Linked DNA regions of Mus musculus: region 2 is linked to region 1. Evidence: chromatin loops called from intact Hi-C (ENCODE). Cell type or tissue: gastrocnemius. All regions are shown on one strand.

Region 1 (8,000 bases):
GTGGCTCACAAGGTCCCAAATTGCCTCTCTTTTCTGACTCAGGAATCTTGGCATCACAGCTGAGTTATCTCAGATCAGGTCTCCCAGAAAACCCTCCCTGGAGTTCTGGGAGGCAGAGTCTCATCCTAAAGCCCAAATCCCACATAAGAGGGCACAGTCATCCCAGGCCTGCCTTCATTCTCAGGGTCTGACTCTAAGACACTAGGCAGGATGGACCTGCTGATCCTGGGCCCTCTGGATTCTGGCATTTCCTCATTCCCCACCTCCTCTCGCCATCTATAGCCAAGTGCAAATGATGCAGATGACCCAGGGACACCAGAAAACCCAAGTCCCACGCTGATAGGCAACAGCTGTCACTCACTTGCTCCCAGAACAGAAACCCTTCGGTTCACTCCATTACTCCGAACTGCGAATATATTGCCCTGGGACACACAAAGGGTACTTGGGGTGACGAAGTTCACCTGCTGCCCTTCGGAACATTGTAGTGTCTGCTGCCCGTTGCTGCTTTCCGCAGCCCTTGGACTCTGGCATTATCCCGTAGAGCCAGCGGCTCCCTCCAACTTCCTTAGAGTTTTATCGCACCCGCCTACCGAGCCTAGTTGTCTCTGGGTGTCCCCTAGGTTTGAGACGGGCAGGAGACAGAAGGCTCTGCCTTGTCTTTCCGAGCTGACCTCGAGATCCTCAGAGTGTCTTACCTGCAGGAAAGAGATGCAGCCGGCGGTGGCCACCTGCTCTCGCCTGGTTTGCAGCGCAAAAGCTCTGGGCTCGCGGGCCGGGGCTGGCGGGCTGGGGGCGGGGACGAGCTGGGAGGGGCGGGGTCTCCAGTCCCACCCCAGTCCTGAAGGTGAGGAGTCGGTAAGCATTTTGAGGTTGTTGAGTATAGAGCAGAGAAACAGGGCCACTGGGAGTTCCGGTTTCTTTTCTTTTATCTCTTCCTTTCCCTTCTCTCCCCGTCTCATTTGAAATAGGGTCTTATGTAGCCCAGGACTACCTTGAGCTCTTGGTCCTCTAGCCTCCACCCTCTAAATGCTAGGATTACATACATGCATGTACCACCAATCATGCTTGCTCACGTATGTGTGGGCTCTCTCTTTCCTCCCTTCTTTTTCTTTCTTTCTCCCTTCCTTCCTTCCTTTTGTCATCATCATTGTCATGTTTCTCCTCCCCCACTGCCTCTTCCTCCTCATTTGTTTTTCCCAAGGCTAGGAAGGCTGCACTCAGGCCACATTTGAATTCAACTAGCACCAGTTTTTCTTCAGCTTCCTAAGTGCCAGGAGCACTGGCAACGAACCTACACTTGACTCTCGGAGGGTTAGAAAACCTGAGTCCTCCTGACCTTATACAATTCTATCTGACAGCCTGGTCCAGATGTTCACAAGCCTGGCTCCGCCAGAAGACCCCCCACCCCCCAGCCCAAAGCAGCAACAAGAACAGATTTGCCTGAGTCTCCCTCCCCTCAGTCTGAGGGTCTCACAAAATTGAAGATGGGTGGAGACACCCTTACCCCACCCCCTCCCTAACTCCTGCCTAAAGGTCAGCAATATAAAGACCCAGTGATTAGAGAGACATTAGGCATCCATCTTTTTCCTCTCTCCTGGCAACACAGGGCCCTCCTCCAAACCCCAAACCCCCCTGGCAGGTCCCTCAGCTGTCACTGTTTAGCACTGGAATGACAGGCGTCCAGACTCCGTGAGTCCAGCCACATTCAAGGCCACTGAGCTTAGCACTCTGCCCCCGCCCCCTCCTCCATCAGTCGCTAATTTTATTGACCTGTAAAAGGCACGTTCCTGGCTGGTGGTTGGGGGGGGATGACTCCTGAAGGGACCAAGGACACTCTGAGAAAGAGTTACCCTAGTTAAGATGGCTGCCCAAAAGAGTGGCTGTGAATTTTTAGCTTTAGCCAGAAAAGACTGGGAGAAGAGAGAATCAATTCTTTTCTATGCACTTTGAGGCAGGGCAAGAATGAAGCAGAAGAGATACAGGTTGGATAACAGGAAGAACTGTCATCCTTCTGTGGAATCTGCCCTAACCCTTCCATCCCTCCCCCCCCCCAAAGGTGGCTTGTGCCTGCTGGGCCTCTTACTACAGAAATAGCCCTTTCCCTGAAGAATCAACCTAGATCTTGCCTCTATTAAAATCAGAACAAAAAAAAATTAGGCCTCTCTGATTCTCCCTGCTCCATGCCTACCTGACTCCAGCCCTCCAATACTGGCTCTCGGATGCTTTTTCTCAAGTGAGAAGGGGGGACAAGGGGGGGGGTTGAAGAGTTAGAACCTGTCACAGGGTGGCAAGGAGACAAGGACTTTACATTCTTAAAGAGCCTCAAATTGAAGCTTTTTAGATCTAGGAATGAAACCCAGAGCCGCTTCTGTGATGGGTGTGTTCTCGGCCTGTGAACCCTGTCTTGGGCACCTCAGATTTATCCTGCTGGTGATCTACATGAGAACTTGGCAGACACAGAAGACATTTTTCCTTTCATTTCTTTTTTCTTTCTTTTTTCTTCCTTCCTTCCTTTCTTTTCTTTTTTCTTTCTTTCTTTTTTTTTTTTTTTTTTTTGAGACAACCCCAGGCGGACCTCAAACATACAATGTAGCCAAGGATGGCTTTAAACTTATCTTAGCTACAGTTATTATTCATTGTGTGTGCATGTGTGTGCCGGAGTGTGTGTGTGTGTTTGTGTGTGTGTGTGTGTGTGTGTGTGTGTGTGCTGGAGTATTTATGACTGCACTAGGATGCATGGGAGGAGGTCAGAGAAACAAGTTGGTGGCCCTCACCTTCCCCCAAGTTGGTCCTGGGGGATTGAACTCAGTCAGTCAGGCCTGTAGGCAATACTTTACCCAGTGAACGATCTCATCAGAGCATCCTCCTGTCTCTACCCCTCCAGTGTTTAGAATCCAGGTAGGCACTCGCCATGCTGGCTTTATGCAGTTCTGGACATCAAACCCTGGGCTTTGTACACTGTAGGCTGAGCTCTGACAACTCAGCTAGTCCAAAGGGTAATATTTTAACATTAAAATTTACTCAAGCAGGTAAGTGTGCAAAGAGGGGTAGAAGATAGGCCTTACAGTGGAAACAAAGACATCTGCGAGGGTGCGTTCATCTCTTGACTAGGAGGAGGCATGGCACACTAATGAAGCTTATTTTCCATCAATTACACTTCAAAATAAAAACCGTTACATATTCTCTACTACACCTTTAATTTATGAAGAGCCTCAAAAACAAAAACAAAACCTACAAGGTGCTTGGGCAAGGGAGGGATGTTGTAGTTCTTAGAACATCATGGCATAATAATTCTCCTGCGTTCATCTTCCAACTCCATCCAATGTGTTTAAGATCTCTGCAGCAGAATAAAGGGGTACCCTGACCAGAGTGCTAGCCAGGGGAAGGAGGATGGCTTGCTGGACTCTCCTGCCCCCTGCAGTTTGACCTAGGTACTGCAGTCACAAGGGGGTCAGTCCAGGGAGAGCTCAGACAGGCTTTGTGTGCAGTCCTGCAGGATATCGAAGACTGGTATGGAGAAAGGCACCCGGGACCACTTTTTGGCCTGGATCTTCCCTCGAGGTGTTTCCAGTAGTATGCTTCCGATTTTGAGCACTGGCAAGGTCACTGATTTGTAGATCATCTGGAAGCCCCAGACCTGATGGTGGAACAGATGGAAGCACGTGGCTTTCTATCCTTAAACTGGACTTCTGTGATGACCAGCCCCATATCTACCACCAGAGGCCATCATGCAGGAGGCTCCCTAAGACAGGACTATAATGAAATTTTTGGTTTCTTTAAAAACACAGATTCATGAGAGTGTTTTAATTTTAATCCCAGGTGTGTAATATGGGGCGGCCTTGGATTGTCCACAGCAAATGACAGTGATTTGCTTGGTGCTCTAGCAAGGGTGTGGTTTTGACGTCTGGAAGTCTGGGGACCCTTCAGAGGGTGTATAAATGCTAGAGCAAAGATAGAAGAGGCTAGTTGGTGGTTGGATGATGTTGGTTGCATTGGGTACAAAGAGATGAAAAGAAGAAATTAGATATCCTGACAGTGAAGATCATACTGGCCCCAAGGAACTCGATGCCCCAAATCATCAGGAAGTTGTCTACCGATAATATCGCCCCCTTCCCCCTCTATCCTTTTTTTCTCTCCTACCTAGGGTTAGGGGCTTGAAAGGGTGAATAAAGAAGTGAAGAAGGGTGGAAGAAAAAGGAACATGCAAAATAGTAAAAGGTCAAGCTACAGGGGACTACAGGACAGACGGCGGGTCTCTCAGACAGAAGGACAGAGGGTCTCCCAGAGCAGGCGTGGTTCCCACCTGGGGTGACGACTGGAAGGTGCAGCTAGGCCTCCTTTCCCAAACCAAGGGCCTCTGGAGTCCAGGGCTGAGGGCTCTTTGCCTTGGGCTATAGCCTTTTACTTACCTCCCCACAGTTACTGCACCTGATGGTTCCTCCAGGTCTCCAGTCCTTAAAGACCTTGTTAATGACCACAGGGTTCTGGGAGGTGGTATAGTAGACCCTAGAAAGAATGGAGTAGACAGAGCCCTTCTGGAGCCCCTGAACCCCAGATTCCATGTCCTGTAACTGGCTGAGTCCCTCCCAAGACATCTGACCTTTCTGCCTGTCAAGATAGAGAATTTCCCAGAATCAGGAACTCTAGTCCCCAGGAGGATTGGCCTGCCCTGTCCACACCCTATTCCTGCATCCAGAGAACATCCTTGGATCCCGAGCCCCATCCCTGCCATCATTCCTCTCAGGGTAATTATGCTCTCTCACTTCTGCCTAGACTCATTTCCCGTGTTTAAACCCCATCACCCTCCTTCTCCTACCTAGGTGACATATAACTTATGTTCCAAATATTGAAAAAGATACTGCAGCTGGGTGGTGGTGGCGGCGCACGCCTTTAATCCCAGCACTTGGGAGGCAGAGGCAGGCGGATTTCTGAGTTTGAGGCCAGCCTGGTCTACAGAGTGAGTTCCAGGATAGCCAGGGCTATACAGAGAAACCCTGTCTCCAAAAACCAAAAAAAAAAAAAAAAAAAAAAAAAAAAATTCTCCCTAGCCTACTGAGTGACATAGACAGGCTACCTCACCCGACAGTTAAACTTTTCTTGATATCCTGAGAGTGGGTAGGGTCAAGGACTCAGGTCATGGCTAAATTCTTTGTATCCTAAATTCTAGTTCTCTTTGTTGGGGATAAAACCTGCTTGCTAAAACACTTTTTAGCTTGCCACACCCGGTAAAAAGCCCTTCTGCATCCTGCAAGCCCTCCCATGGCTCTCACGAGAAGTTGGGGTTCACATTGACGTGGTGGGTGCCCTCCACTTTCCGCAGGTCACTCCCGTAGCCCACGGCCACCATACAGTTGATGCAGAGAAGTTGCACGTGCTCCGGTAGGAACTGCCCCTGCTGGATCTCCCGATGGGCCGCGCGTGCTGCCCGCTTAACTAGAGATGCTTGCTGCAAGTCCCGGATCTGGAGAAGAGGGCGGGGGACAGGACTTGGACATGGACACCAAGAGACCCAACCTCAGGAAAGTTCTCAGAGTTCCCAAAGACCCCAGATCATTTGTACCCGGACCCAGAAGGGACTTCTTGTTTGAGACAGGGTCTCTCACTGAACCTGAAGCTCCCTGACTCAGATAAGCTGGCTGGCCAGCAAGCCCAGAAATCCTCCTGTCTGTCTTCCCAGAGTTAACACATTGCTGTACCCAGACTTTTACTGGACTGGGAATTCAGGTCCTTGTGCTTGTGTTACCCTTGACTGACTGAGTCATCTCCCCGTTCCTGTTAATGTTGTGTTGTATTCATCCTTTAAAAAATGTCATGCATAGCTTTTTTTGCTTGTTTGTTTTTATCTTTTTTGTTTGTTTGTTTTTCGAGACAGGATTTCTCTGTGTAGCCCTGGCTGTCCTGGAACTCACTTTGTAGCCCAGGCTGGCCTTGAACTCAGAAATCCACCTGCCTCTGCCTCCCAAGCGCTGGGATTAAAAGCGTGCGCTACCACTGCCCGGCTGTTTGTCTGTTTGTTTGTTTAAATCTATCATGGGATGGCATTATGCTAAAACAACAGCACTAAAGAAAATGGCTTGGATGCTGCTTCTGAGATTAGGACATTATCTGTCCGGATCTTACCTACCACCTGTGTTTTTGTTTCCTTCTATTTCCAGAAAGGCTCTCACAAATATATAAAGTATCTGTTTCCCGTCCCCCAGCCCTTTCCCCCAGCACCCTCACATAATTCAGGCTGGCCTCCAACCAAGGATAAGGGCACACCTGGGACAAGGCCTATTTTCTAAGGTCATGCAGAGGACAGGCATCGCCTTCTCTGGCAACAGTTACCATGGCCTTGATCTTTCTCTGCCTGGTATAAAAGTTCCCTAAGTGATCCTGGAGGGGACCCAGGAGTGTGTGGATGCAGTCAGAGCCTCAGGCTCTCAGAGGCTGCTGCAGGCTGCCGCTGACCTTGGCCTTGAACTCATCAGGGTCCATCTTCTGTACAGCAGCCACAGCCTTCTCCATCAGCACCTCCAGAGCCTCATTGGTTAGCTCCCGCTTCATCTCCCGACTGCCCTCTGTAGCCAGGAAGGAGTACACACTCTGACCAGCTCGAGCACGACCCCGGGCCTGGGAAAAATGACAAAGGTGAGGGAGATGTGGGCTGGGATCCATATGGGATCCTTCCAGGGCTGCAGTGGGTAGCAGGGCTTAAGTGTACCTGGACCATGGAGATCTCATTGGTCAGGAGCCCATAGCGCACCACCACATTGCACTGAGCGATATCCAGCCCCTCCTCTGCCACACTTGTGGCCACTAGAAGGCTCAGGATACCATCCCTGAACTCCTGGATCACTTCCTGCTGGTCTTTCTGTTGGAGGGTTCAGGGAGAAAGAAAAGGTTTACGGGAACCCAGAGTCCCAGTCTGTCCCAAGGTTATCCCCAAGATTATGCTGGCCTTTCCTAGTGACCCGTAATCCCTAGGACACTTTTTTCTCCCTCCCTCCCTTATAAAAGACAGATTCTTCAAATATCCTAAGCTGGCCTTGAACTTGCTGTTGTAGACAAGAACCACCTTGACCCTCTGGGTCTATTGCCTCCATCTGTCATCTGAGTGCTGGGATTACAACACACTACCACACCTGGCTTATGGCTCTGTGCTTGTGAGGCAAGCATCCTACCAGACCCCTTCCCTAGTGACCTCTAAAAGTCCCTGCCTAACCCCTATCCCCCATAAAGGATCCCATATCCCTGATCCTCTGCCCTGAGAAGCCATACCACCTACTCATTTTTTTTTTCTACAGGCCCTTGGGTCCCTGCTACTCCATCCCCTGGGACTTTAGGCAGGGGGAAACTTAAGCGAAAGAGGGTGGTGGTGGGGAGTGTCTCTGTTTAATCCCAGCTCTCTGGTCTCTTGTCTAGGAAGATTCAATCCCTCTTCCCCAGAACCCTGCTACGGTATGGAAAACCCTGTTCCCCTTTCTCCCCTGTGAAATGCCTCCAGCCACGGCCCAACACCTGGGTCATGTGTGTGCTCTGGCTTGTGTTCCCTGCTCCGATCAGCATCTGCGGCTTGATGCCCACAGTCTGTAGGCAAGGCTGCTGCCGAAGCCAGAGCAGGAGGGAGGAAGCAGTCTGACGGGTTCTGGTGAAGATGATACCCCGAGTGTGGCCAGGACTCCCAAACTGCTTCAGTAAGATCCTTTCCAGCATCTCCAACTTCGGGTTCTCAGGACCCCGAGCTGCTAGCTGGCCCAGCACATTTTTATGGTCTGAAAATACCAAAACAGAGGCAACAGGGCTCAGGCCTGGGTGGACAGGGTGCTCGCAGGACAGTTGTTGGCAGAGAAGACACCTGATTCTGCTCATTCCCTGAGATTATTATTCCCTAAGCACACTTTAAGAACACATCTCCATTTACTCTCAAGGCCAGCCTTACAGGAGACATTCTGTATAGAATCCATTGCTCACAGACCCCAGACCAGCAGTCCTCAATACCACCACTAGGACCTTTGCAT
Region 2 (8,000 bases), 120 kb before region 1:
TCCCCTAACAGACTGTCTTGTGCCCATGAACAAGCACTTTAATCTCTGTCTAGAATTTTCTTTTTTTTTTTTTAAAGATTTATTTATTTATTATATGTAAGTACACTGTAGTTGTCTTCAGACACACCAGAAGAGGGCATCAGATCTCATTATGGGTGGTTGTGAGCCACCATGTGGTTGCTGGGATTTGAACTTCGGACCTTCGGAAGAGCAGTCGGGTGCTTTTACCCACTGAGCCATCTCACCAGCCCCCTGTCTAGAATTTTCTAAGTCCTCCTAGGTTTGACCCTTCCCCTTCCAGGAAGCTCTCGGCTAACTCCTAAGTGTTAGCTTCGAGATCCTCTCCCAGGGGACCTTCCATGACCCCCTCAGTTTTCAGTCACCCAGCCCCGCCCAGGAAGCAGCTGCAGAGTTCGGTTTCTTACTCATTAGCCATATTTCAAGTGCCCGGCAGCCACGCGTAGCTGGTGGGACCGCATGGTACAGATGGAGAGTAGTCCCACTATTGCAGGCATTCCTGGTGGGCAGTGCCAGCCTAGACTAGAAGTGCCAGGGGGCAGAGTCCACAAGTTGAGTGAGGCAAAGCCAGGAGGTAGCTCAGGCTTGTCCAGCCCCGCCCCCACCTGTCTCCTCCCAAAGATACTGTTCCAGGTGGACCTCAGCCAAGTCCCATAAAGCCCTCTTCAGGGGTCCCCCACCTACCTCTTCTTGACCACCAGGTTCCTCAGGCGCTTTTCACAGGGAAGTTCTGGAGGCACACAGGTACAGGCATCCCCCCAGTATAATCATCTGCTAGAGTGGGTTTTGATGGGGGTGCCTCTCCTCTGAAGCAGGCCCCTGCTGAGAGGCCAGAGCACACAACTCAGCAGCACTGGCATGGCCAAGGGGGCCAGACTGGAGACACGGGTAGCAGCAGGAGCTTGAGAAAGGAGCAGGTCACCTTGTCAGTGACACCCCGAGGATGCACCCAATAGGAGATAGGCCTCAGGCTGAGCTTTGGAGGACAAGCAGGATTGGTCTGGAATAGCGGGGCACAGGGTGGGGGCAGAGAGCTGTGCTGGAGGGACAGGGGGTGCCAGAGAAGAGACCTTTTGGGAGGAAAGTTTATGATGTGGTGAGGCCAATACTTTCATATCGCAGTAGAAAAATCCCTCCCAAGAGACCCCCAGTGAACACCCCTGCTTCTTCTGTATTTCTCAGGGTAGCTTAGGCCTGACATATCGCTGCCCAGTTCTCGTTGAGGGACAGTCCCCGTGACACACACCTCAGAATGCCCACCTTCACTCCAGCCCTGCCACGTGTGTGCTCCACGAGTCTCGCTTGTGGCCCCTCTGACTTGATCCTCTCCCACATGACCACCCATGGAGAGCACAAGTATTTACCTTGCAGTTATTGTGGTAAGGTGGGCTGAGCCCATGCCTGTCTGGCTGTGATCCTGGCCCCATGTGAAGTTTAGTGTCCGCACAAAAACCAAGGCAAAAGCATAAGCCCTTGTCTGTGACCAAGGAGAGTGGGAGCGAGAGCCCTGGTCTCCTGGGAGGCAGGGCTTGGGGCTCTCCGAGAGGCAGCGCTGAGGTTACCCTGAAGGCTGGGCATTGACTTCATTAATTGATCCTCCGTGGCTCCTTGTGGGACCAGGTCTGAGACCCCTCCACCTACCCCTGCCTCTTGCGTTACCATTTCTAGATATGAAACCCAACTGGGCAGGCCCCAGAACCATGTTGTCCACCAGGCATCCAGTTACACATATCCTAAAGCCTCAGTATCCTAGAGCTCAGTGCCAGCCTCTGAGATGACTGACAAAGATGGAGGCTCTTCAAGACCTCACAGAAAGCAGGGTGTGGGGACATGCTTATAATCCCATCAGAGGCAGAAGCTGCAGCTCGGACCGACATACTTAATGAGTCCCTGTTTCAATTTAAAAAAAAAAAAGATTTATTTATTACTATACATAAATACACGGTAGCTGTCTTCAGACACACCAGAAGAGGGCGTCAGATCTCATTATGGGTGGTTGTGAGCCACCATGTGGTTGCTAGGATTTGAACTCAGGATCTTCAGAAGAGCAGTCAGTGCTCTTAACTGCTGACTCATCTCCCCAGCCCAAGAGACCCTGTTTCAAAACAAAAAGCAACCAGGTGGCGCATGTAATCCCAGCATGTAGCAAGTAGAGGCAGGAATTTGAGGCCAGCCTGGGATAGAGAGCAATAGCCTGTCTCCAAAAAAAAAAAAAAAAAGAAAGTGTTCACCAGCTCCTCTGACTTCCACAGGCCTTGGACGATGCCAACAAGGGCATCATCGAAGAACTTAAGAAAACGAACTACAGGGAGATACTCAGGGAAAAGGCAGAGAGACGTGAGTCACTACCCCTTCCGTCCCTCCCCCACCCTTCTCTGCCAGTTATCCTGCCTCACTCACCAGTCACTCCCAAGGCCAGGTTGGCATTGCCCTCTGAGTATGCTCACTCACGCAGTTGCCAACAGCAGCTGAATCTCTTCCTGGATCAGGACGGGGATGGCCTGGCTTTGCCCCCAGCCCAGCTGCCCTGTAACTTCGTTCTTCCTTCTTCCATTCTGTCTTCAGGTTATTCGTGGGGTATTTACCATTTTTATCACTTGCAGTGTGCCAGGTAGGTGTTAGATTCTCAGACAGACCAGGGACTCTTCTCTGCAGGGCCCACAGCCCACAGGACCATTACTCTGTAGCAGGGAATGGCCATCACTTCCTGACGTTCCTCTAGTCTCTCCCCACCAAGTCCTGGGTTTACAGGTGTTTGCCTCCAGTTCTCAGGGCTCAGGACTCAGGGTCATCCATCCATTGCACCATCTCTCCAGTGCCTGCCTCGTGGTAGCTGATTCCCTCAAAGAGAGGTCAGTCCTCTGTTTGGAGATTGCATGGAGCAGTTAAAAAGCCACTGGAGTGATGGATAGGGGCTGGGGAGTGGGGGGTGGGCAGAAAAGCAACTTCTCCTCTGGGCCAGCCACAGGCAGAGGAAAGACCTCATGCCTTCTCATGGGGGCACTTCCTTCTCTGAACAGAAGAGGGCACTGTTGTCTATCTTTTTACCTTGGGATGGCTGAGCCCCTTTTCCACTGACTTCGCCATGAGCGGCTTCCAGGAAGAAGAGCATGAAGGATACCCAGGATGCGATGGTGACTTTTCTGTATTTATCAGCCAAGGAGCAAGAATCATTAAGACGGCGGCTCTCCAGCAGCCCCTCTTACTCACAGCCTGCTCACATGTTTACAAAAGAACTGGACACTGACTGCTCCCCAGGGACAAACACAATGGTGGCAGGATGGGGCCAGTGGGGGGGGAGAAAAAAAAAAAAGACCCCGTGTCCCCTGTCAACACCTATGCCATTTTTGTCCAGGAAGGAAGGATGTCTTTTGCATCACAGCAGTGGGAGGCAGGGTTGTGGGAAGATCTGATACAGTGTGACAGTACCATTGTGGGAGGGTCTGATACAGTGTGACAGTACCAGAGCAGTGGCTGCTCACAGGGCATGGAGCAAAGAGTAAAGCACCAGTGCCATTTCCTGTAGGGAAAGAAGCCTGTGTTCTTGGGTCAGGCCGTCCAGGGTTCTAATTCTGGTTTCGGTCTTTCTTGGACTGTGGTGAGTTCTCCTTTGTGCCAGTATCGGGCTCCCTTGCAATTGCGTGGTAATCCAGCGGTGTGACATATGCGGTGGCATCTCACCCGATGGCACAGCAGAGCCTCTCCGGGACCCGAGCAATGATTGGCTCCCTCCCTTGGAAAGAGTGTGACATGTGACACCATGTGACCGAGGCCACCCTCAGGTCTTTGCATGGGCCGCGCGTTTCACCCTGCACCCACCCCGTTCTGTTTTTCAGAGGACATCATGTCACAGATGGATTTGCAGGGAGCATCTGAGAAGGAGCCGCTGCGAGGGCGAGAGGAGCAGGAGAGGGTGGTGAAGCAGTGGGAGAGGGACCAGGAAAGTGAGAGAGAAGCCACGGATGACGAGCAAGACAGGAAAAGCTCGGGAGGACTCAGCAAAAAACTGTTGGGAGACGGTCACTCGTCAAACCTAGGGATTAGGAGAGAGTCCAGAGAAATCTACAGAAGGCTCTCGGACTACTCCAGCCACCTACCCTCAGAGGACGGCAGCCAAAAACAAGAGAAGAAACAAGCAGAAGCAGCCAAAGGGGAGGTCCAAAAGTTGGAGAAGACAAAAGAGGAATAATCTAAAGCCCAGGCTACTTAACAACAGAGAAGGGATGAAGACCGCTCAGTAGGCTCCGAGGTTCAGGCGGACAGTGTTCCCAGGTGTTTTGGAGAGGAAACACTGGGAGACTCACTCCTACAGACCCCCCGCCCCCGTTTCTCCATTAAATATGCGCCTTTAACTTTTATAGATCTTGAGTGACACTGTGCTGCCTCCCACCCCTCGTTCTCAGTAGGGACCAATGGAAGAGATGAGCAGGGTGGGTGGAGAAGCAGGTGAGTGTCTGAGAGCGCAGAACCCTGAAAGAACAGGAAAGGAAAGCCCCGAGAACCGTTGACTCAGTTTCCCCAGGATGTACAAGGCTTGGGAGTGGGGTGGAGATATACAGAAACCCCAGCTCTGCTGACATCATCCATCTTATAAAGCCTGTAGGCCTTCAGAGTAGATTGGAGTAAAAGCTGTGTCTACCGGCAGACTGTCTGGGAGAAGAGTCCCAGAATGTGCGGCCTCCTCTGTGCAGCCTTAAGCTGCCCTGGGAATATTATGTTCTAGAACAGCACAGAAATCCCACTGAGAAGGCTGTGACTTCCTAGAGTTAGCGAATAAACATCTGGCCTCAAAAGGATCAGCCTGGGCTGGAGAGATGGCTCAGTGGTTAACAGCAGTCCTGAGTTCAATTCCCAGCAACCATGTGGTGGCTCACAACTGTCTGTAATGGGATCTGATGCCCTCTTCTAGTGGATCTGAAAACAGCAACAGTGTTCTCATACACATAAAATAAATAAATAAATCTGGAAAAAAAAAAGATCAGGCCATCTTAGGGTTTTAACTACTGTGAACAGACACCGTGACCAAGGCAACTCTTAGACAACATTTAATTGGGGATGGTGGTTTACAGGTTCAGACGATTATTATTAAGGTGGGATTGTGGCAGAATCCAGGCAGGCTGGAGGACCTGAGAGTTCTATATCTTCATCTGAAGGCTGCTATGAGAAGACTGACTTCCAGGAAGCTAGAATGAGGGTCTTAAAGCCCATGTCCACAGTGACACACTTTCTCCAACAGAGTCACACCTCCTAATGGTGCCACACCCTGGGCCAAGCATATACAAACCATCATGCAAGGCCTTTGCCATGTGGTCCAGAAGCAGGGATAAAGATGACTTAGGCTGGATGAAGCCAGGATTCCAGTCAAGTGAGAGGCAATTCAAAGGCAGAATGACTTTGGTCCCCAAACTTATCCCCAGGTCAAGTCCAGGAACTTGTGCCTACTAGACAAGTCTTCTAACACCAAGCTATAGTCCCAGTCCCTAGATAAAAGTATTTTAAATCATGTCTTTTTAAAATTACATTTTAAATGAGGCCGGAGAGATAGCGCAGAGGCTAAGAGCAAGGGCTGCTCTTTAAGAGGACCTGAGTTCAATTCCCAGCAACCACATGGCAGCTCACACCTGTCTATAACTCTAGTTCCAGAAGGTTCTAAACCCCCACATAGACACATATGCAGGCGAAACACCAATACACATAAAATAAAACTCATCTATTAAGCCAGGCAGTGGTGGTACACATTGTTAGTCCCAGCATCAGGGAGGCAGAGGCAGCCGGATCTCTGTGAGTTTGAGGCCAGCCTGGTCTACACAGTGAATTCCAGGATAGCCAGAGCTGGACAGAGAGATCTCTCAAAGAAATAAAAAGTACATTTTAATTTATTTTTGTGTGCATTTATGTGTGCGGACCTACACACCTACTACCTGCCTGTGGCTGTCAGAGAAGAACAAGTCGAGGGAGTTGGTTTTCTATCATTCATGGCCTAGAAGTTCAACTCAGGGTAACGTGGCCATGTTAACAAAGCTATATCTCAACTGCTCCTGAGAAATTATATATAATTATATATCCGTTTGTTTTGTTTTGTTTTGTTGAGACAGGGTGTCTCTCTGTAGGCCTGGCTGTCCTGGAACTCACTCTGCAGATCAGGCTGGCCTGGAACTCACTGAGATCTGCTTGCCTCTGCCTCCCAAGTGCTGGGATTAAAGAAAAAAGTGAAAGTGAACAATGTCACCACGTCCTCGAAGCTAGGATGCACTTGCCTAGCTTGCAGGAACCCCAGCATCTTAAACAGCTGACATGTTCTTGTATGTATGAATTTCCAGCAAGAGGATAAGAAGTTCAAGGTCACCCTTTGTTACATAGAGAGTTTGAACTTAGCCTGGGTTACATGAGATTCATCTTTAAAACAAACCTTTTTTGGGGGATATCCAGCAAAGAAGACTGCTTAGACCCAAGCGGAAGCCAATAGAAAGTCTTTATTAGCCAGCCCCTCAGCCCCTTCACTAGACTTTTTTTTTTTTTTTTTTTTTTTTCCTGAGACAGGGTTTCTCTGTGTAGACCTGGCTGTCCTGGAACTCACCCTGTAGACCAGGCTGGCCTTGAACTCAGAAATCCACCTGCCTCTGCCTTCCAAGTGCTGGGATTAAAGGTGTGTGCCACCACCACCCAGCACTTTTCTCAGGGTAGGCTTTTAATCATAAAAACCACATCCTGTGTTGACACACCTAAGTCAGAAGCAGACTATAGGAGCCAAAAATCAAGGTTAGGACATTTAGGGCCTTTCCCAGAATTATGGACTTTGATGAATTAGGTCTTTGTTTTTGTTTTAGGAGGCGGTGATGCCTATCGGCCTGGTTTCGTGGCCTGAATGGTACTTCCTTCACATGTCAGTTGTGATAAGGTCTATGAGCCTGTTTCAAAATTTTAAACTATCTGACTGCACCCATTTCATCCCAGCCTGCCTGGGAACCCAGGAAAGGCAACTGCCTCCTGTTTTAAGAGTTCATCTCTCTCCTGGTGATGTCTTTAATCCAAGCACTTGGGAGGCAGAGGCAGGCAGATCTCTGTACCAGGCCAGCCTGATCTACATGGTGAGTTCCAGGACAGTCAGGGCTACATAGTGAGTTCCTGTCTCAGAGAAGGGAAAAAGTTAAACTTTAACTTTTAAGGAACAAAGAGGTGGCGTGGCGGACTCTTTCTTGGCATTGAGAGTCCAGGTGTGCTTTTACTTTCTGCCAAGGCTCAGACCGCTGCTTCCTGGCACTCAGGTTTCCATTCCCCGGGGGCGCGTGCGCAGAGGCTCGGGCTGACCCCGCCCTGTCCGCGCGCCCCGCCCCCAGGCTATGAAAGGGACCCTGCGTGGGGGGGCCCCGGACACCCGGAGACGCCCGTGTCCCTCACGCAGGCGGGCGGCCCCGGAGACATAGTACCCGCAAAGGCGGTGACGGCGGTGCGCCCACTCATCATGGTGAGCGCAGCGCGTGCGTGGGGGCCGGGGCGGGAGAGAGGCTAACTGAAAGCGAGATTCTTGGGGATGCATGGGCAGAAGTAGTTTGCAAATGAGGACACCAGGTTCCGGAGTTGAAGTTGCCTCTGGGTCCTCCAAGGCAGCCCTAAGGCAAGGGGCGCGAGCGGGGATATTTTGGGGGAGTCTTAGTGTCTTTGGAGAAGGAAATATCGCCGCAGGGAAGTGAAAGTCGATGCTCCTTGGCGACACCAGCTGGCAAATGGGTCTGGGTAGCACCAGAGAGTGCAGGGCTGTTGTGGAGCCCGCGCTGGGAGTGGGTTCCTGCACAAGGCTATAGAGAAGCCAGAAGCCAGCTAAATTCTCAGGGGCGGAAGCCGTTGTAGATGACAACTGAAACCGCTATGTCTTGTTTTTGTCAGAGAGGTGCTGCTAACACACAGCAGAATAGGGGGCACAGATCTCTGAATACAGGTGCCCTGTGCCCTAATCCTACAGATTGGGGGAGGGGGCGCACTGA

Evidence for each region. Peaks named below come from ENCODE experiments on the same cell type or tissue, not always from the same donor. Only the 100,000 strongest peaks of a DNase experiment are listed, where the experiment ranks them.
Region 2: a loop joins it to region 1, with 6 times the contacts of the local background. A loop is called at or near these places in 38 of 42 quality-filtered maps.

What each region holds. Positions count from the first base shown.
Region 1 is chr11:100,691,706-100,699,705 of GRCm38, forward strand. Zfp385c (zinc finger protein 385C) reads right to left here and starts at 761. Exons shown (of 9, transcript NM_001373887.1): 1 at 696-761. It overlaps Dhx58 (DEXH (Asp-Glu-X-His) box polypeptide 58), which reads right to left. Exons shown (of 13, transcript NM_030150.2): 8 at 7,501-7,754; 9 at 6,704-6,853; 10 at 6,451-6,612; 11 at 5,271-5,461; 12 at 4,410-4,506; 13 at 3,179-3,637. The coding sequence ends at 3,452. Gm38483 (a long non-coding RNA gene) reads left to right here. Exons shown (of 5, transcript XR_880214.3): 5 at 5,321-5,824. In gastrocnemius, no CTCF peak of the experiment used is centred here; DNase peaks (open chromatin) are centred at 719 and 3,425; H3K4me3 peaks cover 671 bases.
Region 2 is chr11:100,567,586-100,575,585 of GRCm38, forward strand. Ttc25 (tetratricopeptide repeat domain 25) reads left to right here. Exons shown (of 12, transcript NM_028918.3): 11 at 2,271-2,355; 12 at 3,855-4,981. The coding sequence ends at 4,207. Cnp (2',3'-cyclic nucleotide 3' phosphodiesterase) reads left to right here and starts at 7,354. Exons shown (of 4, transcript NM_009923.2): 1 at 7,354-7,483. The coding sequence starts at 7,481. In gastrocnemius, CTCF peaks have their summits at 3,037 (motif pointing right) and 7,740 (motif pointing left); DNase peaks (open chromatin) are centred at 3,048, 7,365 and 7,688; H3K4me3 peaks cover 2,348 bases; H3K27ac peaks cover 1,811 bases.